Regions from separate parts of the Homo sapiens genome. Here regions 2 and 3 are each linked to region 1. Evidence: read pairs that join two places in POLR2A ChIA-PET (ENCODE). Cell type or tissue: GM12878. All regions are shown on one strand.

Region 1 (8,000 bases):
AGCATGGTATAGCACACACACACAAAAAGAAATAGTAGTACTAAGAGAAAAGGGCCTCAGATAATTTTTATTTACCGATAATTAACCTATTTGCCCTAGAAAACCTAGCTGAAAAACTATTCAAGTTAACAGGAATTTAGAAAGACAACAAGGTACAAAATACTTAAATATTAATAGCTTTCTGATAGACTACCCATAATCAGAAAATATAATGGGGAAATGAACTATTTTATAATAGCAGCCCAAAATATGTATAAACTAGGAATAGAATTGATAATAATTGTATAAGACTTATATGAATGAAATCACAAAATTTTAAGGAATCTAAGAAACTAAACAAATAAATATTCCTGGTTGGGAAGAATATTTTGAAGCTATCACTATGATACAGACAAGAAGAGAGAGAGATTAAAAAGAAAAGAACAGAAAATCCTTAAGCAGACCCTAATATGGATAACTATTTGTATTTATAAATGAACAACTTTAAATCAGAATGCAAATAGCTACTTATTCAATAAATGGGTCTTGGACAACTGAGTAAACATTTGGAAGAAAATAACTTTGACCTTCATGTCAACCCATACAACCAAATAAATACTATATGGATAAAAAAAAAAAGTTAAGTGTAGAAAATTTCCAAAAACACGCTGCTAAAAGAATACTTACCAACGGTATAAATCACAAAGGAATAGGCTGATTAATTTGATTAGATAGAATTTTTAAGCTTCTAGGGGCCAGAAACCACGTTCAAAATGTTAGAAGAGAAAAACAAGAAAAGAATATTTGAAACATATTTGCCAAAGGACACTTTATATATAAGAAATCTTAGAAAGCAAGCTGGGAGCAGTGGTTCACACCTGTAATCCCAGCACTTTGGGAGGCCGAGGCAGGTGGATGACTTGAGGTCAGGAGTTCGAGACCAGCCTAGCCAACATGGTGAAACCCAATCTCTACTAAAAACACAAAAATTAGCCAGGCGTGATGGCTCGTGCCTGTAATTCCAGCTACTTGGGAGGCTGAGGCACGAGAATCACTCGAACCAGCCATTTCTTGTTTCCTCATTTCCAAACTCCACAAGCCTGAGACAGAAAAAGCATGCACTTTAGACTGACTACCTTGAGATTCAAATCTTGGCTCTTCCACTTTTCAGCTCTGTGACTGTGACTAGGAATCATGTTTCATCTCTCAGAGTCTCTGTTTCCTCATTGTGTTGTTGGAGGAATGATAGCAATGGATGAAATATTGAATCATGTGCCTGGACATAATTATTGCATTATTGTTGCTACTCCTACCTACCATCATAATCATCACCACCATCATTACTGTCACCATCACCATCTCCACCACTATAATCACCAACATCACCAACATCAATATCACCATCATTGTCATCACCATCATCACCATCACCATTGCCATCTCCATCATCATCATCACCATCATCATCACCACTGTCATCACCACCATCACCATTACCGTCACCATCACCATTTCCATCATTATAATCATCAACATCAATATCACCATCATTGTCATCACCATCATGATCACCACCATCATCACCACCATCATCACTATGATCACCATCATCATCTTCATTATCATCATCACCACCATCATCATATCACCATTATCATCTCCACTGCCATTATCACCATCGCCACAGTCAATATCATCATCATTGTCATCACCGCCATCATCATTACTATCACCGTCATCATCTCCATCACCATTATCACCAGCATCATCACCATCAACACCATCGTCATTATCACCATCATCATCACCACCATTATAATCATCATCAATATCACCATCACCATCATAATCACCATCATTATTACCACTGCCATTATCATAATCATTATCATCACTGTGGATTACTATCATCATCACCATCATTAACTTCATCATCACCATCATCACTATCATAATCATCAATATCATCACCATCACCATTATCACCATCACCACCACCAACATCATTATTATAATTATCATTCTTGTTGCTGTTATTATGTTCTGTCATTAAGTTCATAATGATCCAGTTTGTGATAAGATGACACACTAGTGTGGGCTGCTAGCTTACTCCCTACAAAACGAACACAGGAGAGAGAGGGAAGCAAGGCATTGAGGGATTAATATAAAAACCATGAGAAACCCTGCTGGTGAACAGGTGCATGTGTCTGGGGGGCCACAGTAGATCATAGGACAGGAGGGAGGTGGGAAAAAGGAGATTTACATTCCGTTTGTGCCTTTCCCCTTTATTGTCCTGGGAGGGTCAGTGTTTGTTCCATGTCTCAGGTGGGATTCTTTGGAAGCAGACACAGAAAAAGAGTTTTAGGTGCAAGATATTTATTAGAGGCCAACACCTATGAAAGGAAGGGAGAGGAAGCAGAATCATCAGAGAGGGAAATCACAGTGCATGGTAGATTCTCAACAAAGATGGTTGAACGAATAAATACTTGAACTAATGGAGTTATATGCCCAGAGTGGGGCAGTTAACTTCCATTTCTTCCTTCCATGAAGGTTTTTTTAGGTGTGCACTTAATAATAAATAATAGTGAATATCATTTGAGTGCACACACACCAGACACTGTTTTCTAAGTACTTTACATGGGTTTGCTCTGAAGTAGGAATGATTATCATTGGCCAGGCGCAGTGACTCACACCTGTAATCCCAGCTCTTTGGGAGGCCAAGGTGGGTGGATCACTTGAGTCCAGGAGTTCAAGACCAGCCTGGCCAACATGGTGAAAAAATACAAAAAAATAGCCAGGCAGGGTGGTACATGCCTGTAATCCCAGCTACTTGAGAGGCTGAGGCACAAGAATCGCTTAAACCCAGGGAGTGGAGTTTGCAGTGAGCCAAGGTCGAGCCACTGCACTCCAGCCTGGGCAACAGAGCGAGACTCTGTCTCAAAAAAAAAAAAAGGCTGGGTGCAGTGGCTCACGCCTATAATCCCAGCACTTTGGGAGGCCAAGAAGGGCAGATCACTTGAGGTCAGGAGTTCAAGACCAGCCTGGCCAACATGGTGAAACCCTGTCTCTACTAAAAATACAAAAATTTAGCTAGGCGTGGTGGCATATGCCTGTAATTCCAGCTACTCGGGAGGCTGAGGCGAATGGCATGAACCCGGGAGGCAGAGCTTGCAGTGAGCTGAGATCGCCCCACTGCACTCCAGCCTGGGCGACAGAGCGAGACTCCCTCTCAAAAAAAAAGAAAAAAAAGAAAGAAATTAGCCAGGCATGGTGGCTCATGCCTATAATCCCAGCTACTCAGGAGGCTGGGGCAGGAGAATCACTTGAACCTGGGAGGTGGAGGTTATAGTGAGCTGAGATCACGCCATTGCACTTCAGCCTGGGCAACAAGAGCCAGACTCTGTTTAAAAAAAAAAAAATATCATCATACCCAGTGAATACATCAGACAAAGGAGGCACAGATGTTAAGCAACTTTCCCACATGAGTGGTAAGTAGAGGAGCATGGAACGTGGCTGGAAATAAACTGGACAGGTTCCTGATTGTACAAGTTTCCGTTCCAGCTGCAGAGAGAGAACAATGAATAAATCCCAGTAACAATGAATAAAGTCAAGAAGTGTCATGAGAGTAGAATAAAGAAAGTAGAGGGGTGGGGGGCATGTGGAGGGAGGCCTGCCTGAGGTGACTTGTGACTTCAAGTCTAGAGAATGAGAAGGGGCCATCCGTGAAGATCCCGGAAGCAGAGGGGACCTGGAAGAGAGAACGCTGAGCAGAGAGAACAGCATGTGCAAAGTCCCGGAGGCTGGAGAGAGGTCTGTCTGAAGGACGAAAAGGCAGCCTGTGTGTTCGATTTGTTGGGAGGAAGATATAAAGCAGTGTTCATAACTTCTTAGTCCTGGGCCTGGCACTCAGCCCACACTGACTAAATGCAACAATTGTTACAACTTCATTCTAAGAGGTGGGCGCCTCCGTAGCTGCCCTCTGGGGCTAAGCTTTGGGAAGTCCCCTAGCCTTCGGATGTGAATCGTCTGCCGTGGGAACCTCTCCCAGGTCTGGCTCAGGAAAGCTTGGGAAGGTCCTAACCGGTCAGCGAGTCATTCTTTCTCACGTCCTCAAACACAGCCCTGGGGTCACCCCCACCTACCTTCCAGGAAGAGGGCTGGGGATTCAGCACCCCTCCCATTCTCCTAAGAAACCTCTGTCAGATGACAGCTGACTGCTTTTTTTTTTTTTTAAACACAATAGTCACATTGGAGAAGGGAAAAACTAAAAAAAAAGAAAGTGCTCAAAAGTCATTTTTATCCAAAATATTTGTATGTATTAACTATATATTTTATGCACACTGCAATGACTGCTGCTCAAGGCAGGGTTCTTAAGAAACTGAAGGGCCAGTCATGGTAGTTCACCACTGTAACCCCAGCACTTTGGGAGGCCGAGGCAGGTGGATCACTTGAGGTCAGGAGTTCAAGACCAGCCTGATCAACATGGTGAAACCCCGTCTCTACTAAAAATACAAAAATTAGCCAGGCGTGGTGGTGCGCACCTGTAATCCCAGCCACTAGGGAGGCTGAGGTGGGAGGATCGCTTGAGGCTGGGAGGCAGAGGCTGCAGTGAGCTGAGATCATGCTACTGCACTCCAGCCTGGGCAACAGAATGAGACCTTGTCTCAAAAAAAGAAAAAGAAAGAAAGAAAGAAACTGAGGCCATTTATATTTTAATGGATGTTTGTGCCTGCTAGGGGTAGAAACCCCTGAATGGTGGAGCGAAGGCATTTAAACTGAACTCCCCACTGTGGGAAGCATCACAAGACCCAAGTCCCGGGCTGTGAGGTTGGGGAAGGGCTATTCTGGTTGACCTGAAAATATGACTGCAATTTTGTCTGATTTTGTTAGGAAGTGGAATCTACCTCTCAGCCCTTGAATCTGGGTTGGTTTTGTGATTTTATGAATTGGTTTGACTGGTAGAACCTGTGTTGTATGAATGACAGCCTGGGAGATAGGAAAGGAGTGTTGGGGAGGGAGAGAGGCAGAGAGAGGGAGATAGATAGATAGAATTATAGATAGATGGATGCATAGATGATGATGATGATAGATAGATAGATAGATAGATAGATAGATAGATAGATAGATAGATAGATAGATAGATAGACAGACAGACAGACAGAGCCAGGCACAGTGGCTCAGGCCTGTAATCCTTTGGGAGGCAAAGGTGGGAGAATCCCTTGAGTCCAGGAGTTTGAGACCAGTCTGGGCAACATAGTGAGAACCTGTCCCTACAAAAAAATAAAAAATTAGCTGTGTGTGGTGGTATGCATCTGTGGTCTCAGCTACTTGAGAGGCTGAGGTGGGAGGATAACTTAAGCTTGAAAGGTTGAGGCTACACTAGGCTATGATGGCACCACTGCACTCAGCCTGGGCAAGACAGCGCAAGACCCTGTCTCAAAAAAAAAAATAGATACATACTACGTAGATAGATATATAGATAGTTAGAGTCGTAGGTAGATGGATGGATGGATGGATGGATGGATGGATGATGTATTCGTCCATTCTCATATTGCTATAAAGAAATACCTGAGACTGGGTAATTTATAAAGAAAAGAGGTTTAACTGGCTCACGGTTCTGCAGGCTGTACAGGAAGCAGGGTGCTGGCTTCTGGGGCGACCTCAGGGAACTTACAATCATGGCAGAAGGTGAAGAAGGAGCAGGCACGTCTTACATGGCAGGAACAGGAGCAAGAGAGAGTGAGGGGAGGGGAGAGGTGTCACACACTTTTAAATGACAGAGTCTCACGAGAACTTATTGTCACACTGTCACAAGAATAGCACAAAGGGGATGGTGTTAAAGCCAGAGATCCTCAACCTTTTTGGCACCAGGGACCAGTTTCATGGAAGACAGTTGGAAGGTGGCGGTTCCAGGATGATTCAAGAACATTACATTTACTGTGCACTATGATGCACTGTTGTTATATTATTACCACATTGTAATACATAATGAAATTATTATACAACTAGGCCGGACCCAAGGCGGCTCATGCCTGTAATCCCAGCACTGTGGGAGGCTGAGGCGGGCAGATCTCTTGAGGCCAGGAGTGTGAGACTAGCCTGGCCAACATGGTGAAACCCTGTTTCTACTAAAAAAAAAAAAAAAAAAAAAAAAAAAAAATTAGCCGGGCACAGTGGTGCAAGCCTACAGTCCTAGCTACCCAGGAGTTTGAGGCGGGAGAATCACTTGAACCCTGGAGGCGGAGGTGGCCGTGAGCTGAGATGGTGCCACTGCGCTCCAGCCTGGGTGACAGAGTGAGACGCTGTCTCAAAAATAAACGTATAAATAAAATAAAGACGACTCAGAAAACAAAATGGGGGAGGTATGGAGGGGAGCAGAGAGATAGAGAGAGGTGAAGTCCCTTGAGGGAGTACTGTTTGAGCAGACTAAAGGATAAAGAGCCAGATGTGCCTCCAGGGTGACATCCACACACCTGTCCAGATGACAAACACAGGTTCTCAGCCCCCACCGTCCACCTAGGATTCCTGAGCCCTCTCCTGCTGACACCTGGCAGGGTGCTGAGCCCATGAGCTCATGGGAAGAGAGGAGCCCATAGCCATGACCCCTTGCCCACCCGCTGGACACCCTGCCCTTCCTCTGGGGTTCCCAGATGCCCTGGCACAGTGCTACCTGGAGGAAAAGGAAGAGCGTCAGCCGGGGGCAGCCTCTGCCTTGCGGGCCAGCTGCTGGGATGGGAGACCTCCTTCCCAGCCCTCCCCCTTCCAGGGCAACCAGAGGAGCAGCTGGAAAGTTCCAGGCTCAGGAAATGCAAATAGATGAATGGAGGGAAGTGGACAGGGACACTACACCCATAGACTTGAGGCTGTCAGTCAAAAGTGCTGACCCTGGAGCCTGTCCCAGACCCTGTCCGCTGGGGAGTCAGGCTGAGAGCTGGGTGGCATTCTCGCTCCCCATCCACCCATATCTACACAAAGTCCAGCTCATTTTGCCTCTCGAATTCCCCCCCGAGTCACCCACTTTTCTCCCTCCTATGGCTGGGCCACTGTCCTGTCTTCCTGAATGACAGCATTGCCACCTTGCCAGCTTCCAGGATTATACCCTCTAACCATTCCTTCCATGCCCAGTTAAAGGGAGCTTTCTGAAACAAAGAGCAGACTTTGCCTCCCCTCCGCATAAAACTTCCCATGTCTCCCCATTGCCTTAGGGATAAAAGCTAAAGCTATGCCATTGGACCCAGACACAATGGCCTCTGTCTCTAGCTTCCCCCATTATAGCCACTTTCCCCTTTGGTTCTCCTTGCTGTGGATGAGTGCAATCACCTGTGGCCCTGTGCTTGTCCCAGGTCCTTCACATCCTTCAGGTATGTGCTGGGCACTGCTTCCTGAGGAAGCCTCCCTGGACTTCCAAGTCTGGGGCTCAGGGGCTGCTCACCTGGGCTCCAACTATCACACCTGCCATATTGCTTTGTGCTTACTGAATAATGCAGTGTGGGAAGGGAACTGCTGTGGCATGGCCCTGTGTGCCCTGATGAGTCTTCTGCAGGTGCAAGTGGTGAGCAGAGGTTGTCCACTGCACCATCTGTGTGAGTTCAGGTCACTGGCAGAGACAGGCAGGGTTAGCAATACGGGTGCCCGGCCCCTCGGCCAACGTGCCTAACACAGGTTCCCAGAGGCTGTGTCTCTCAACATGCCGTTAACAAAGCAGATGTTCTAAGGGGTTCTGCATGCTGCAGCCTCTGGGGGACAGTGTGTCACAGAGCCTTGCCTCACTGAGCCTCAGCTTCCTCATCTACAGAACGGGGCCAATAAAGCCAACAGGGCCTTCCTCCTTGGATGGTTGTGAAGATTGCATGAGATTAAATAAACTACATAGAAAGTGCTCAGAGAGGGGTGACCCCTCTTTTATGATTCATAACCAGTGCCAGAAGCCACGCCAGGACACATCTTGCCATTGGAAGTATGTAAAGTAATGGCACTGTGCTTCTGTGGACATCTCATTACGAGAATGTTCAGTTCTTGGG
Region 2 (8,000 bases), 380 kb before region 1:
AGATCTCTTTTGTTTAATTTTCCAGTAACAATAACCCTGTGCTCATTCTATTACTAATATTACTATTTATAAAATGACAATAAGTGATTGAGGTCAGGTGTTCTAAAAGCAGAGCCTGAGACCAGGATTGTGGTGCCCATGATTTACTGAGGGAGTGCTTGGAGGAGAAAAGTGAGGGAGTCAGGATGGGGTTGGGAAGTTGGAGGGTAAGGCTATGGTCTCAGCTGGAAGTGATTGCAGCCTGATCTCCGGGGAGCGCTGGAGCATGAGTCATACCTCAGAGTTGGTCTCACTTTGAGTCAAGGGCCCAAGCCTTGTTTATGCCTGTGTCAGTCAATTATTGGCTACATTGCCCCGACAATGGTAGGGCAGTGCGTCACCTTCCAGATGGAGCACTTCCTGTTCAGCTGAAACCAGTTTCCTGGAGAAGAGGATGGGGGCTGAAAAGGAAATTAGGAACGGGCAGCAACAGTACCAGCTACTCTGCTCATGATCATCAAATATGAAAAAGAAAGCTATGAGTCCCTTAGATACTTGATTGAAGTTCACTGTCATGAGATTTTGAACTGCATTCAAAAAAGAGTATTGTTTCTAATGATATTGCAAACTTCTTAGACATTCCAGTAAGCATTTCACTTACTAAAAAAAAAAAAAAAAAATTTTTTTCTGCCATTCACTTAGACTTCTTTTTTTAATGTTTATTTTAGGTTCAGGGTTACATGTGCAGGTTAGTTATATAGGTAAGTTGCATGTCATGGGGATTTCATGCACAGACTTTTTTTAATCATCCAGGTAATAAGCTTACTACCTGATAGGTAGTTTTTTGATCCTCTCCTCTCACCTTCCACCCTCAAGAAGGACCTGGTATCTGTTGTTTGTTCCCTTGTTTTTTTGTTTTTGAGATGGAGTCTTGCTCTGTTGCCCAGGCTGGAGTGCAGTGGTGTGATCTCGGCTCGTCACAACCTCTGCCTTCCGGGTTCAAGCAATTCTCCTGCCTCAGCAGGACACCCAATCCCAGGGAAGTTCAAAGCTAACATAAGATAGAATTCAGTTATTCCCCTAGTTCCTTGTAATTGAATAGAAACATTTTACCAACTTATGTTAATATTATACAATTTTAATCCCTGGATATTGGAACTGGGTCTGACTCACTAACTGAAAACTTTCACGTTTTGTGCTATTCACAATAGCACGTTTCAGAGCTATTGTTTTTCTCATTTTTCTTGCCCTAAATCACCTCAGACATCTGCATTTATTACTGCAACTTTGTCCTTACCTATAAACTAATCCCTAGACCAATGGTTTTCAACTGGGAGCATTTTTGTTCCCAGGTGGCAATGTCTGGAAGCATATATATATACATTATATATATATACACATTATATATATATATACACATTATATATATGCACATTATATATATATACACATTATATATATATACATTATATATATACACAATATATATACATTATATATATACATTATATATATATGAAATAAAAAATATATATTTCAAATAAAAAATATATATTTCAAATTAAAAATATATTTTTTCAAATAAAAAATATTTATATTTCAAATAAAAATATATATATATATATTTTTAAGACAGGGTCTCTCTCTGTAGCCCAGGCTGGAGTGCAGTGGCACGATCTCGGCTCCCTGCAGCCTCCACCTCCTGGGTTCAAGCAATCCTCCCACCTCAGCCTCCTGAATAGCTGGGATTATAGGCGTGAGCCACTGCACCCAGCTGATTTGTTTTGTATTTTTAGTAGATACAGGGTTTCACCATGTTGGCCAGGCTGGAACTCGAACTCCTGGTCTCAAGTGATCCGCCCACCTCAGCCTCCCAAAGTGCCAGCATCACAGGTGTGAGGCACTGCACCCCCCCTCTGGAGGCATTTTTGATTGTCATGACTGGTGGGGAAGTGTCACTGGCACCTACTGAATAAGGCCAAGCTGCTTCTAAACACCTTACAATACAAAGAACAACCCCTTACAAATAAGAAATTATCAGCCGGCGCAGTGGCTCACACCTGTAATCCTAGCACTTTGGGAAGCCGAGGCAGGTGGATCACGAGGTCAAGAGATCGAGACCATCCTGGTCAACATGGTGAAACCCCGTCTCTACTAAAAACACAAAAATTAGCTGGGCGTGGTGGCATGCGCCTGTAGTCCCAGCTATTCAGTAGGCTGAGGCAGGAGAATCGCTTGAACCCGCGAGGCGGAGGTTGCAGTGAGCCAAGATTGCGCCACTGTACTCCAGCCTGGGCAACAAAGCGAGACTCCGTCGCAAGAAAATAAATAAATAAATAAATTATCCAGCCCAAAATATCAATAGCGCAGAGTTTGAGACATAATAATTAGGTGGAGGCCGAGAATATTTAATGTATCATCTCTGCCATTCTTGCCTTCACGAATTTTCTAATTCAGGGAGGCAGGATTTACAAACACACGTGACATCATTTGTGAAACAGCACACCATGTAGAAGGGTAAGTCATGTTGTACAGACCTGAATAAATTGAGTTTAAAAGATGGATTTATTTGAAAGCCTGAATAAGAAATCGGTTTTGAAGGAAGCAGAAGCCAGATTGGCTCTTAAAAAGAATGGAAAAGAATGAGAGAGGCAGGAAGGAAAGAAAGCAGCCGACCGGGAGTGGTGGCTCACGCCTGTAATCACAGCACTTTGGGAGGCTGAGGCGGGCGGATCACCTGAGCTCAGGAGTTCGAGACCAGCCTGGCCAACAGGGAGAAACCTCATCTTTACTAAAAATACAAAATTAGCTGGGTGTGGTGGCGCATGCCTGTAATCCCAGCTACTCGGGAGGCTGAGGCAGGAGAATCACTTGGACCCGGGAGGTGGAAGTTGCAGTGAGCTGAGATTGTGCCATTGCATTCCAGCCTGGGCAACAAGAGCAAAACTCCATCAAAAAAAAAAAAAAAAAAAAAAAGAGAGAGAGAGAAAGAAAAAAAAAAGAACAAGAAAAAAAGAAGAAAGCAGCCTTCAAGTTGGAAGGGAGGAAAAATGGCCAATAGAGGAGTCTGAATTCAAATCTGCAACACCTAGAATACATGGCTTATTTATTCTGTCTTTCTTCAACTGCCATGGACCAGAGAGCAATCGCAACATGACTAGGAATTCGGCACAAGGGTTTCTCAGCTGCCCAGGAATATTGCATTTTACGAAGCCTTTATTCGTGTACATTTGAAATTATGCAAAACAAAAAGTTGCGCTGCATGCACACATTTTGCAACCATGTGAATATCCCTTCATTTTCCCTTTTCCAAAGGAATCCCATAACTTCAAAGCCAGCAGGTGGAGTGGATGTACACTACTCTGTTTATATCTATGGAGGAGACATTTGCTTTAATTAAGCAGAAAAGTCCTCAACCCTTTGTCTGCAACCCTAGAAGAAGACCTCACATGATTTTCTTTTTTTTTTTTTTTTTTTGAGACAGAGTACCACGGCCTCCCAGGCTGGAGTGCAGTGGTGCAATCATAGCTCACTATAGCCTCGAATTCCTGGGGCTCAAGCAATCCTACCGCCTCAGCCTCCTGTGTAGTGGGGAGTACAGCAATGCACCACTATGCTTAGCTAATTTTGTAAATTTTTTGTAGATATGGGGTCTCACTATGTTTTCCAGGGCGTCTCAAACTCCTGGCCTCAAACAATCCTCCTACCTCAGCCCCCCAAGGTGCTGAGATTACAGGCATGAGCCACCGCGCCTGGTTTGAAATTTCTTCAAATAAATGATGATAACTCTTGCCTATTTTAACATTGACAGTCATTAGCATTTAAAATCTTTTTGGAGCTGTTCTGTCATAACAATCATCCACACATTTATTAATATGCTGAAAACATACCTAAAAACCAGTAACTTTGTAAAAGTAATTAGACATGGTAAAACGAAAAAATGAGTCCGAATGACCCACGTTTTTTGTTTCCAGACATTTGTACTGGGACATGTTCAAGAGGACACTAAGAAAACAAAATGATCTTTAACCCATGTGTACATGTAGGTTCCAAAAGTCTCAGGCAGACCGGGCTAGGTCGCTCACACCTGTCATCCTAGCACTTTGGGAGGCCAAGGAGGGTGGATTGCCTGAGACGAGGAGTTCAAGACCAACGTGGCCAACATGGTGAAACCCTGTCTCTACTAAAAATACACAACATGAGCTGGGCGTGGTGGCAGGCGCCTGTAATCCCAGCTACTCAGGAGGCTAAGGCAGGAGAATCTCTTGAACTTGGGAAGCAGAGGTTGCGGTGAGCAGAGATCATGTCACTGCATTCCAGCCTGGGCAACCAGAGCAAAACCCTGTCTCAAAAAAAAATAAATAAATAAATAAAAAAGTCTCAGGCAAAGAAAATGGGGAAAATGTCAGTGTCTTGGACAAAAGAGCCTGCGCAGTGACAATACACCCCTAAGCTAGGATGATAATGCATTTTTGTTTTTGGTTTTTTATTTATTTATTTATTTATTATTATTATACTTTAAGTTTTAGGGTACATGTGCACAATGTGCAGGTTAGTTACATATGTATACATGTGCCTTGCTGGTGTGCTGCACCCACTAACTCGTCATCTAGCATTAGGTATATCTCCCAGTGCTATCCCTCCCTCCTCCCCCCACCCCACAACAGTCCCCAGAGTGTGATGTTCCCCTTCCTGTGTCCATGTGTTCTCATTGTTCAATTCCCACCTATGAGTGAGAATATGCGGTGTTTGGTTTTTTGTTCTTGCGATAGTTTACTGAGAATGATGATTTCCCATTTCATCCATGTCCCTACAAAGGACATGAACTCATCATTTTTTATGGCTGCATAGTATTCCATGGTGTATATGTGCCACATTTTCTTAATCCAGTCTATCATTGTTGGACATTTGGGTTGGTTCCAAGTCTTTGCTATTGTGAATAATGCCACAATAAACATACGTGTGCATGTGTCTTTATAGCAGCATGATTTATAGTCCTTTGGGTATATACCCAGTAATGGGATAGCTGTGTCAAATGGTATTTCTAGTTCTAGATCCCTGAGGAATCGCCACACTGACTTCCACGATGGTTGAACTAGTTTACAGTCCCACCAACAGTGTAAAAGTGTTCCTATTTCTCCACATCCTCTCCAGCACCTGATAATGCATTTTTGTATTGCAAAATGCAACACCCTCTTTAATACTGATCCATATGAAAATTGTTGAATTATGTGAATGTGGAGTGTTAATGTAAGATCTTTGGGAGCATAAAATACAGCAGAGAGGCCAGAAAGGGAACTATGAGCTGAATCCAGATGCCAGTTAGTGAGTTTCTGGCAAGGTGGCAGTAGCTGCAAGAAGAAAATCCACTTCTCCCGCCCGCCATCTTTAAAATGCATCCTTCCGACACTTCATTGCACGTGCCACACTACTGGACTCTGGATCTAAGAATTCTCCCAAATGTCTTGTTCTTTCTATGAACATAAAAAGCCAAAATAGGTGAATGAGCCTAGACTTTTCACAGGAAAGCTAGAAATAGTGGCATTTGTCCAATCTATGTGTGACCACAGGGGCGCTGTAGACAAACGGAAAGGAGCGGTAACTTCCGGGTCATTGCCATGGCACTTGCCAGGTCAGTTCATCTTTAGCCAAGCAGCAGAGACGAGATGAACCTGTGGCTGCGGTTGCTTGGTTGACTCTGCAGATGATGATGCAGTGCCTCCTTTATGAAAGATTTCTGAGGACTTCCCCACTTCTTCCTACTTGCGGGGAAGATAATAAGGAGAAAAGGTGACAGAGAAATTAACTAAAACTTCTAACTTGCCCAGAGATGACAAGCTAGGATTTCTGTTAGGTCCAAAGCTCAATATCTGACATTACAACTTCCCATCCTCCAAAAAAAACTCCACCATCTAATAATGGTTATTTTATTTGATCTTTTCACAAACATTTACAGGGGCTTCCTGTGGTGCCAGGCAGCCTTCTAAGCGCTTAACTTATTTGACATCATTTAATCTTCACAATGAGAAGTGCTACCCTTGCTAAGAAGCTCTTTATCCCAAATAAAGCTCATATCTTTGTAATAGCTCCATGGTCTTAGCATTCAGGCTGCCGCAAGGGGCAAACCCAGTTTCACGAGTCACAGCACTTAGGAATCTGTGGTTTCTGACCAAAAAGAGTCTCTTCCTAGCCCTCCAAATCTAGGTAATTTCACAAACCGGAGGTCGTTTTTATCATACACAGCCTTCAGATTTTTGGTCAAGTGCCAGCTTCTTGTAGTCACCTTATTTAAAACTGGAATCCTCCCACCCTGTCATTCCTGGCTGCTCTCCATTGCTCTATTTTTTCTAAAGCATTTATCACTTTCTAATACCATAAAATTCACTTTTTGGGGTCTGTTGTCAGTTCCCTCACCCAACTAGAATGTTAGCTCTGTGAGGTCAAGGACTACTGTCAGTGGGTCCACTGATGGTTCTCCAGCACCTAAACAGTGCCTGGCACATAGCGGACAATAAATAGGTGTTAAATGAGTGTTGTTAATAAATTAAACTTTTTTTGTTAAATATCCCTTGGATGTTTGTTGAAGGAAGAAATGAAAAGAGAGAGGAAGAGAAGGAGGGAGTGATAGAAAGAATGAAACAGAGAGTTAGAAACGAGAGAGGAGGAAGGGAGAGAAAAAGATAGATGGTGTAAAAGAGAGTGAGAAAGAAATAAAACGTAAGGAAGGAGAGGGAAACCAGGAATGAGGGAGAGGAAGAGACTGAGAGAGAGCAAGAAAAAAGGGAGAAAAGGAAGGAAGGAAGGAGGAAAGGAGGGAAGGAAGGAGGGAGGGAGGGAAGAAAGGAGGGAGGAAGGATGGAAGGAAGGAAGGAAGAAAGGAAGGGTGGGTGGGTTCTGGTTTTGGTCTCAAAACCCAGAAACTTCAGCTGCATAATACAGGAACCTAATGCAATTTCTCTTTTCTTTCAGATCAAGGAACCAGAAAGCTTCTAGAGGCATGAGATGTCGGATTCCAATAAAGCACTCAGAAGGAGCTGATCTTACCGTTTTGGTTTGGGTAGTAGAGCGAGACATCTCAGTGCTTTCAGTTTCTACCCCTTTCCGCATCCCACTAAACCACTTTTTATATTCCATTCGAACCTGGAAATTTGAGTGGAGAGGTCCGTGTTACATCCAGAGCTTGGTTTGGGAGAAAGGATCCTAAAATGGGAGGCTAAAGATAAAGACACCAAGCCCTACTCTCTAGTTTTCCATATAATCTTGGCCATGCCCATGTTGATTCATTTTATTTAAACTCAAACTTCTCAGTTGTAAAAAAGATGTGTATTAAATATCAGACACTATAGGACTCAATAGATGATGATGATGATGGTGATGAAGGTGACTGTTGATGATAGTGGTGGTGGTAATGAAAGTAATTAAGATGATGATGGTGATGATGAAGGTGATGGTAATGGTGATGATGGTGATGAAGGTGATAATGATGAAGATGATGATAAAGGTAATGAAATTGATGATGGTGAAGGTGATGGTAATGGTGATGATGGTGAGGGTGATGATGAAGATGATGACAATGAAGGTGATGATAGTGATGATGATGGTGAAGGTGATGATGATGAAGTTGATGATAATGGAACGGACGATGGTAAAAGTAGCGGTGATGATTAAAATGATCATGATGAGGGTGATGATGGTGATGTTGATGAAGGTGATGGTAGTGAAGGTGATGATGAAGGTCATGGTGATGGTGGTGATAGTGATGATGAAAGTAATGTGAAGGTGATGATGAAGGTGATGGTAATGGTGATGATGGTGATAGTGATGATGGTGATGGTGATGATGGTGATGGTGATGATGAAGATGATGAAGGTGATGATGGTGAAGGTGATGATTATAAAGGTGATGGTGATGACAGTGATGATGATAAAGGTGATAATGAAGGTTATGGTAATGGTGATGATGGTGATGGTGATGATAGTAAAGATGATGAAGGTGTGATAAAGGTAATGAAGGTGGTGATG
Region 3 (8,000 bases), 75 kb after region 1:
GTGTGTTTCCCCTCTGTATCTGTGTCTCTAAATCTCCCTCTCCTTTCTCTACACAGACACCAGTCATAGGCTCTAGGGCCCACCCTAAATCGAAATTTCATCCCGAGATCCTTAACTAATGACCTCTGCCCCAGGCTCTCTTTCCAAAGAAGTCCATATTCCAGGGTTCTTAGTGGACGTGAATTTTGGTGGGACACTGTTCAGCCCACTTCAGGAACCTCCTATTTCTAGCGATTTGTAAACAACAAATTTGTTTTGTTTTAGTTTTTGTTTTTGAAACAGGGTCTTGCTCTGTTGCCCAGGCTGGAGTGCAGTGGTGCGATCATAGCTCACTGCAACCTCTACCTGCCAGGCTCAAGCAATCCTCCCGCCTCAGCCTCCTGAGTAGCTGGGACCACAGGCATGCACCACCACGCCTGGCTAATTGTTGGTTTTTGTAATGCTGTTTTGTAGAGATGGGGTTCCACCATATTGCCCAGGCTGGTCTTAAACTCTTGGGCTCAAGGGATCCTGCTTCAGCCTCCCAAAACACCGGGATTCCAGGTGGGAGTCACCATTCCCAGCCTAGAACAAGTTTACAAGCTATTGGCACTCATTTCTTAGGCTCTTTACAACACAGTGATTTTCCAGTATTTTGAAGTTGAAGTAAATGTAGAAGGTCTCACTCTTTAGAACCAGTTAATTGCAGAGAGGAAAGAGGAGGTCTTCAGGAGAACACCAGATTCTTTTTGTTGTTGTTGTTATTGAGACGGAGTTTCGCTCTGTCACCTAGGCTGGAGTGCGTTGGCGCTATCTCGGCTCACTGCAACCTCCACCATCCGCTTGGGTTCAAGCGATTCTCCTGCCTCAGCCTCCCAGGTAGCTGGGATTACAGGCGCGTGCCACCACGCTTGGCTAATTTTTGTATTTTTAGTAGAGACAGGGTTTCACCATGTTGGCCAGGCTGGTCTCGAACCCCTGACCTCAGGTGATCCACCCACCTCGGCCTCCCAAAGTGCTGGGATTACAAGCGTGAGCCACCACACCTGGCCTCCAGATTCTTTTTGAAAAGCTTCTAAATCTGAATTCTCTGTGAATATAATTTGCCAAAACGTATGAGTAGGAATCTGATATTACAGTCTGTCAAATGTCTGGCCGTGTGCCTATACTCCATATAATCTTTTCCTTCCCCTGCATTCAGATACCACCTTCATCAAACACAAAAGTGTTATAGATTCAGAGAGGGCAAAAAACAAAGCTGTACCAGCTGCCTTCCCCTGCACCTAGCTTACGAGCTGACCTTGAGACACAGGATATGTTAAAATATATTCAAGCTCACACTGTTGCAGTTCTAAAAGGAATGCTAATGAAGGTCTTTGCAAGGTTCTGGAATTTTCCTAGCGTAGGAGCTGGTTGCTGACTTATATTAATAGTTATAGCCACCTGGCACAGTGGCTCACGCCTGTAATCCCAGCACTTTGGGAGGCCGAGGTGGGCGGATCATGAGGTCAGGAGATTGAGACCATCCTGGCTAACACAGTGAAACCCCGTCTCTACTAAAAAAAAACAAAAAAAAACAAAAATTAGCCGGGCGTGGTGGCGGGCGCCTGTAGTCCCAGCTACTTGGGAGGCTGAGGCAGGAGAATGGCATGAACCCGGGAAGCAGAGCTTGCAGTGAGCGGAGATCGTGCCACTGCACTCCAGCCTGGGCGACAAGGCAAGACTCCGTCTCAAAAAAAAAAAAAAAAAAAGGTTATAGCCATCATACTCAGGATGGTAGGGAACTTGAGATGCTCAGAAACCAACCACTGGCCAGGCATGGTGGCTCACGCTGGTAATCCCAGCACTTTGGGAGGCCAAGGTGGGTGGATCACCTGAGGTCAGGAGTTCGAGACCAGCCTGGCCAACATGGTGAAAACCCCGTCTCTACTAAAAATGCAAAAATTAGCCGGGTGTGGTGGCGGGCACCTGTAATCCCAGCTACTCAGGAGGCTGAGGCAGGAGAATCGCTGGAACCCAAGAGGTGGGGGTTGAAGCGAGCCGAGATTGAGCCACTGTACCCCAGCCTGGGTGACAGAGTGAGACTGAGTCTCAAAAAAAAAAAAAAAGAAACCAACCTCTTTGCTACTTGTTTGTGGCCTGTTTGCTCCCAGCATGGGCAATTTCAAGCGTCTGGAATTCAGTAATGACTTTGCACAGCGAATCCACTTTGCCACTCCTTTTATTCCGGTTCCTTCTGCACATCAGGGATAGAGCATTGGGAGTTCCCAGACTGCATGAGCCCAGCTGGTTGCATTTGAATTCTTGGAAATAGGCTCTCCCTTCCAGAACAAACCAATTAGATATAGTAGGCCAGGGGCCAGCAAATTTTTTCTGTTAAGAGCTAGGTAGAGGCCGAGACGGGCGGATCACGAGGTCAGGAGATTAAGACCATCTTGACTAAAACGGTGAAACCCCGTCTCTACTGAAAATACAAAAAAACTAGCCGGGCGTGGTGGCCGCGCCTGGAGTCCCAGCTACTCGGGAGGCTGAGGCAGGAGAATGGCGTGAACCCAGGAGGCGGAGCTTGCAGTGAGCCGAGACCGCGCCACTGCACTCCAGCCTGGGCAACAGAGCGAGACTCCGTCTCAAAAAAAAAAAAAAAAAAAAAAAAAAGAGGTAGTAGGCTGGGTGCAGTGGCTCACGCCTGTAATCTCAGCATTTCAGGAGGCAGAGGTGGGCAGATCACTTGATCCCAGGAGTTGGAGACCAGCCTGGGTAACGTGGTGAAACCCCATCTCTACTAAAAATACAAAAATTATCCAGGCATTGTGGCTTATGCCTATAATCCCAGCTACTTGGGGGGTGAGACAGGAGAATTGCTTGAACTCGGGAGGTTGAAGTTGCAGTGAGCCGAAATCGCACCACTGCCTCCAGCCTGGATGATAAAGTGAGACCCTGTTTCAAAAAAAAGAGAAAGAGCCAGATAATAAATATTTCAGGCTTTGCAGCCCACATAGCCTCTGTCACAGCCACTCAACTCAAAAGAAGCCACAGACAACAGAGAAACAAGTGGGCGTGGCCGTGTTCTGATAAAATTTTATTTACAAAAACAGGTGGCCAGCCCACAGACAGTAGGGGTTCACCAGCCCCTACAGTAGACGCATCATTTTTACAGTTCTGTTTCTAGGGCCACAATGGTCTGACTAAATTTGGCGAGGGATGCGGGTTAGGGAACAGGAGGCCCTCACCTGTCTCATGAGCTTAGCAGCTGTGTCCCAGGTTGACCTCTTCACAATCTGGGCCCATCCATGAGCAGCAGCTCCCTGAGGGGCCCCTCTTTATCCTGCAGTGTGTTTTCTAAGGGAGTAATGATCTGTTGTGGTATTTGCAAGCCTGGGGGTGTTCAACATAGAGTTTGAGTCCCCCCAGATGAAAACAACAAGACCGGCTGAGTGCAGTGGCTCACGCCTGTAATCTCACACTTTGGGAGGCTAAGGCGGGAGGATCACTTGAACCCAAGAGTTCAAGACCAGCTTGGGCAACATAGTGAGACCCCATCTCTACAAAAAGAAATATATAAACTTACACACGCGTGGTGACTACAGGTAGGTAGTGTGCACCTATAGTCCCAGCTACTTGGGAGGCTGAGGCAGGAAGATCGCTTGAGTCCAGGAGTTCGAGACTGCAGTGAGCCGTGATTGCACCACTGCATTCCAGCCTGGGCAAGAGCAAGACCCTGTTTCTTTTTTTTTTTTTTTTTTTTGAGTTGGAGTCTCGCTCTGTCGCCCAGGCTGGAGTGCAGTGGCGTGTTCTCGGCTCACTGCAAGCTCCGCCTCCTGGGTTCATGCCATTCTCCTACCTCAGCCTCCCAAGAAGCTGGGACTACAGGCGCCCACCACCTCGCCCGGCTAATTTTTTGTATTTTTAGTAGAGACTGGGTTTCACCATGTCAGCCGGGATGGTCTTGATCTCCTGACCTTGTGATCCACCGCGTCCGGCCGACCCTGTTTCTTAAAAAAAAAAAAAAAAAAAAGACTTAATGGCAGTCCCAGTCCATGCTATGGAAAGGTTGGCCTCTGTGAGAGTTTGGATTAGATTGGAAACTAATGAAGAGTCTTTTTTTTTTTTTTTTGAGTTGGAGGCCACTCTATCACCCAAGCTGGAGTGCAGTGGTACAATCTCGGCTCACTGTAACCTCCACCTCCTGAGTTCAAGCTATTCTCCTGCCTCAGCCTCCCAAGTAGCTGGGATTACAGGCGCCTGCCACCACCTCCAGCTAATTTTTGTATTTTTGTATTTTTTAGTAAACACGGGGTTTCACCATGTTGGCCAGGCTGGTCTCAAACACCTGAACTCACACTTGAGCCAAGGCCCACCTCGGCCTCCCAGAGTGTTGGGATTACAGGCGTGAGCCATCGCGCCTGGCCTGTGAGGGGTTTTTCTTTCTTTCTTTCTTTTTTTTTTTTTTTTATTGAGATGGAGTCTCACTCTGTCGCCTAGGCTGGAGTGCAGTGGTGCAACCTCAGCTTACTTACTGCAACCTCCGCCCTCCAAGTTCAAGCGATTCTCCTGCCTCAGCCTCCCAAGTAGCTGGGATTACAGGTGCCTGCCACCACACCCGGCTAATTTTTTTTGTATTTTTTTTTTTTTTTTTTAGCAGAGATGGGGTTTTACCATGTTGGCCAGGTTGGTCTTGAACTCCTGACCTCGTGATCCACCCGCCTTGGCCTCCCAAAGTGCTGGGATTACAGGCGTGAGCCATCATGCCCGGCCTGTGAAGGGTTTTTCTAAGGTTCACCAGCCCTGACATCATTGCAGTTCCCTTTTTCCAGAAATGCAGTGCCCTTGAATACTTTCCCCGCCCATTGAAGGCAAACAGGGTTTTTTCTGGCATTCTGCACACCTGTTTTGCTGCCCTGCCTTCCGCCTGTGACTGATTGCTTTTGATCTGCTGAAAGAGAAACCCCCGGCCTCTCTCAGGTGTTTGGTTTCCTCTGTCCGTCTTAGAGTCACCTCTGCTGACATTTATTTGCTGTTTATTTCCCACATTAAAATTGTTGGCTTGAAATATATATATATATACACACACACATACATACACACACACATATGTATATAAATCTTCCAGCTTTCTGGAAGATTTCAGCTATGTAACTAGACCTGAATTAATGTTTTCAGAATCAGTCTTCTTTTCATCAAAATGTTTTTCAGGGGCTGGGCATGGTGGTTCGCGCCTGTAAATCCCAGCACTTTGGGAGGCTGAGGCTGGCAGATCATCTGAGGTCAGGAGTTCGAGACCAGCCTGGCCAACACGGTAAAACCCCATCTCTACTAAAAATAAAAAAATTAGCTGGGTGTGGTGGCATGCACCTATAATCCCATTTACTTGGGAGGCTGAGGCACGAGAATCGCTTGAACCTGAGAAGCAGAGGTTGCAGTGATCTGAGATTGTGCTATTGCACTCCAGCCTGGGCAGCAGCGTGAGACTCCATCTCAAAAAAAAAAAAAAAAAAAGGTTTTTCACCCTTGTCATTTTGATTTCTGCCCAGTCAATAGAACTAACATAATTGTTTAAAAAATGCCACGCACTGCCCTTCCTAAGAAGGCCTCAGGGGGTGGAATAGTTTTGCTGGGACCTCTTATACTTCAGCATCTGGCCTGTACCCAGTGTCAAGAGAAATACTCACAAGGCAGATGCTTTTTCAGCATCTGCAATATCTATAGGTGATATTGAAGGTCCCTCCATCCTGATACCAGAAAATAGTGTGAAATTTGCACAAAAGGAAGCAGAGGATCTCAGAACAAGCCTGGGCAGCGCAGGGCCTCTCCACCTGAGACCTGGCCTTAGGCACTTTCTTTTGTCAGATATGTTAAAAATGAAGTTGCACACCAAGCTTCTCTCTTTCCTTCTTTTCTTCCTGTTCCTTTCCCCTACCTCTTCCCCTTCCCCTTCCCCTTCCCCTTTCCCTTTCCCTCCCCTCCCCTTCCCTTTTCTTTTCTATTTCTTTTCTTGACAGAGTCTTGCCCTGTTGCCCAGGCTGGAGGGCAGTGGTGTGATCTCAGCTCACTGCAACCTCCACCTCCCAGGTTCAAGCAGTTCTCCTGCCTCAGCCTCCCAAGTAGATGGGATTACAGGTGCACACCACCATGTCCAGCTAAGTTTTGTATTTTTAGTAGACACAGGCTTTCACCATGTTGGCCAGGCTGGTCTTGAACTCCTGACCTCAAGTGGTCTGCCCACCTCGGCCTCCCAAAGTGCTGGGATGACAGGTGTCAGCCACCGTGCCCAGCCAAGTGGCATCTTTTTTTAAAAAAATCATTTTTTAAGTGCACAGGTTGGTGGCATTAAACACATACACATTGCTGATGCTACCATCACCACCATCCATCTCTAGAACTTTCTCCTCTTCCCAAGCTGCAACTCTGTCCTCATAAAACACTCACTCTCCATCCCCCTCCCCAGCCCTTGGCACCCACCATTCTACTTCCTGTCTCTATGAATCTGACAACTCTAGGGACCTCCTAGAAGTGGAGTCACATACGATGTATTCTTTTGTGACTGGCTTATTTCACTGAGCATAGTGTCCTCAAGGTCCATCTGTGTGTCAGAACTTCCTTCTTAAGGCTGAATAATATTACAGTGTGCGTGTATGTCACGTTTTGTTTATCCATTCATCTATACATGCACACTTATTTCCATGTTTTGTGTTTTTTTGTTTGGTTTTTCTTTTTTTTTTTTGAGATGGAGTCTCGCTCTGTCACGCAGGCTGCAGTGCAGTGGCGTGATCTTGGCTCACTGCAACCTCTGCCTCCCGGGTTCAAGCAATTCTCCTGCCTCAGCCTCCCAAGTAGCTGGGATTACAGGGGCGCGCCACCACACCCGGCTAATTTTTGTATTTTTAGTGTTGGTCAGGCTGGTCTCGAACTCCTGACTTCGTATTCCGGCCTCCTCGGCCTCCCAAAGTGCTGGGATTAGAGGCGTGAGCCACCGCGCCCGGCCTATGCTAGGGTTTTTAGGAACCACCAAGCTGTCTTCCATAGCAGCTGCCCCATTTTACCTTCCTACCAGCAGTGTATGAGGGTCCTGGTTTCTCCGCCTTCTCACCGAGACACTTAATTTTCGGTTTTTTAAATTATACCATTTTAGGCCAGGAACGGTGGCTCAGCCTGTAATCCCAGCACTTTGGGAGACGAAGGTGGGCGGATCACCTGAGGTCAGGAGTTCCAGACCAGCCTGGCCAACATGGCAAAACCCCGTCTTTACTAAAAATACATAAAGTAGCCGGGCGTGGTGGCAGGCGCCTGTAATCCCAGCTACTCAGGAGGCTGAGGCAGGAGAATCACTTGAACCCAGGAGGCGGAGGTTGCAGTGAACTGAGATCGAGCCACTGCACTGGAGCCTGGGTGACAGAGCAAGACTCTGTCTCAAAAAAAAAAAAAAAGTAAATAAAATAAATTATCCCATCTTAGTGGGTGTGAAGTGGGCGGTTTTGCTTTGCGTTTCCCTGGTGACTACTGATGTTGAGCGTCTTTTCATGTGCTGACTGGTCGTTTGTATCTCTTCTTTGGAGACGTGTCTGTTTACATCCTTTGCCCATTTGTGAATGGGAGTATTTGTTTTTTATTGTTGAGTTGGAGGAGTCCCCTTACTAGTTGCATCTGACACTATAGGATCTTGCAAGAACTGGAAAGCAAGTCACAGTTTCCCGTGACCTTTGGCATTTCAGCCAGCGAATCAGGATCAAACACATGGAAATAGAAAGCATCTAACCACGTCCCACACCATATTTTTGGGGGCAGGATCAGAAGCACGCAGAGATATTAAGATAGTTATGGGCTGGGTATGGTGGCTCATGCCTGCAATCCCAACACTGTGGGAGGCCAAGGCAGGAGGATCGATTGAGCCCAGGAGTTCAAAACCAGCCTGGGCAACACGGCAAGACCCTGTCTCTACCAAAAAAAACACAAAAAACAAAAAGCTTTTTTTTTTTTTTCTTTTTTTTTTGAGACAGAGTCTTGCTCTGTTGCCCAGGCTGGAG

What was found. Peaks named below come from ENCODE experiments on the same cell type or tissue, not always from the same donor. Only the 100,000 strongest peaks of a DNase experiment are listed, where the experiment ranks them.
Region 2: POLR2A ChIA-PET joins it to region 1 with 7 read pairs; 2 of 35 experiments call an interaction of 5 or more read pairs at or near these places.
Region 3: POLR2A ChIA-PET joins it to region 1 with 7 read pairs; 6 of 35 experiments call an interaction of 5 or more read pairs at or near these places.

Annotation. Positions count from the first base shown.
Region 1 is chr19:7,329,890-7,337,889 of GRCh38, forward strand. No RefSeq gene overlaps it. Among named protein-coding and RNA genes, the nearest start is that of ARHGEF18, 15 kb to the right of the region's middle. RefSeq lists enhancers at 3,918-4,017, 7,772-7,881. In GM12878, a CTCF peak has its summit at 7,709; DNase peaks (open chromatin) are centred at 3,514, 4,012 and 7,962; H3K4me3 peaks cover 258 bases; H3K27ac peaks cover 3,935 bases.
Region 2 is chr19:6,947,581-6,955,580 of GRCh38, forward strand. It overlaps the pseudogene ADGRE4P. Among named protein-coding and RNA genes, the nearest start is that of ADGRE1, 64 kb to the left of the region's middle. In GM12878, no CTCF peak of the experiment used is centred here; a DNase peak (open chromatin) is centred at 331.
Region 3 is chr19:7,405,354-7,413,353 of GRCh38, forward strand. The region is part of intron 10 of ARHGEF18 (Rho/Rac guanine nucleotide exchange factor 18); the gene reads left to right. Among named protein-coding and RNA genes, the nearest start is that of ARHGEF18-AS1, 14 kb to the left of the region's middle. RefSeq lists a silencer at 4,657-4,796. In GM12878, no CTCF peak of the experiment used is centred here; a DNase peak (open chromatin) is centred at 4,808; H3K4me3 peaks cover 339 bases; H3K27ac peaks cover 1,913 bases.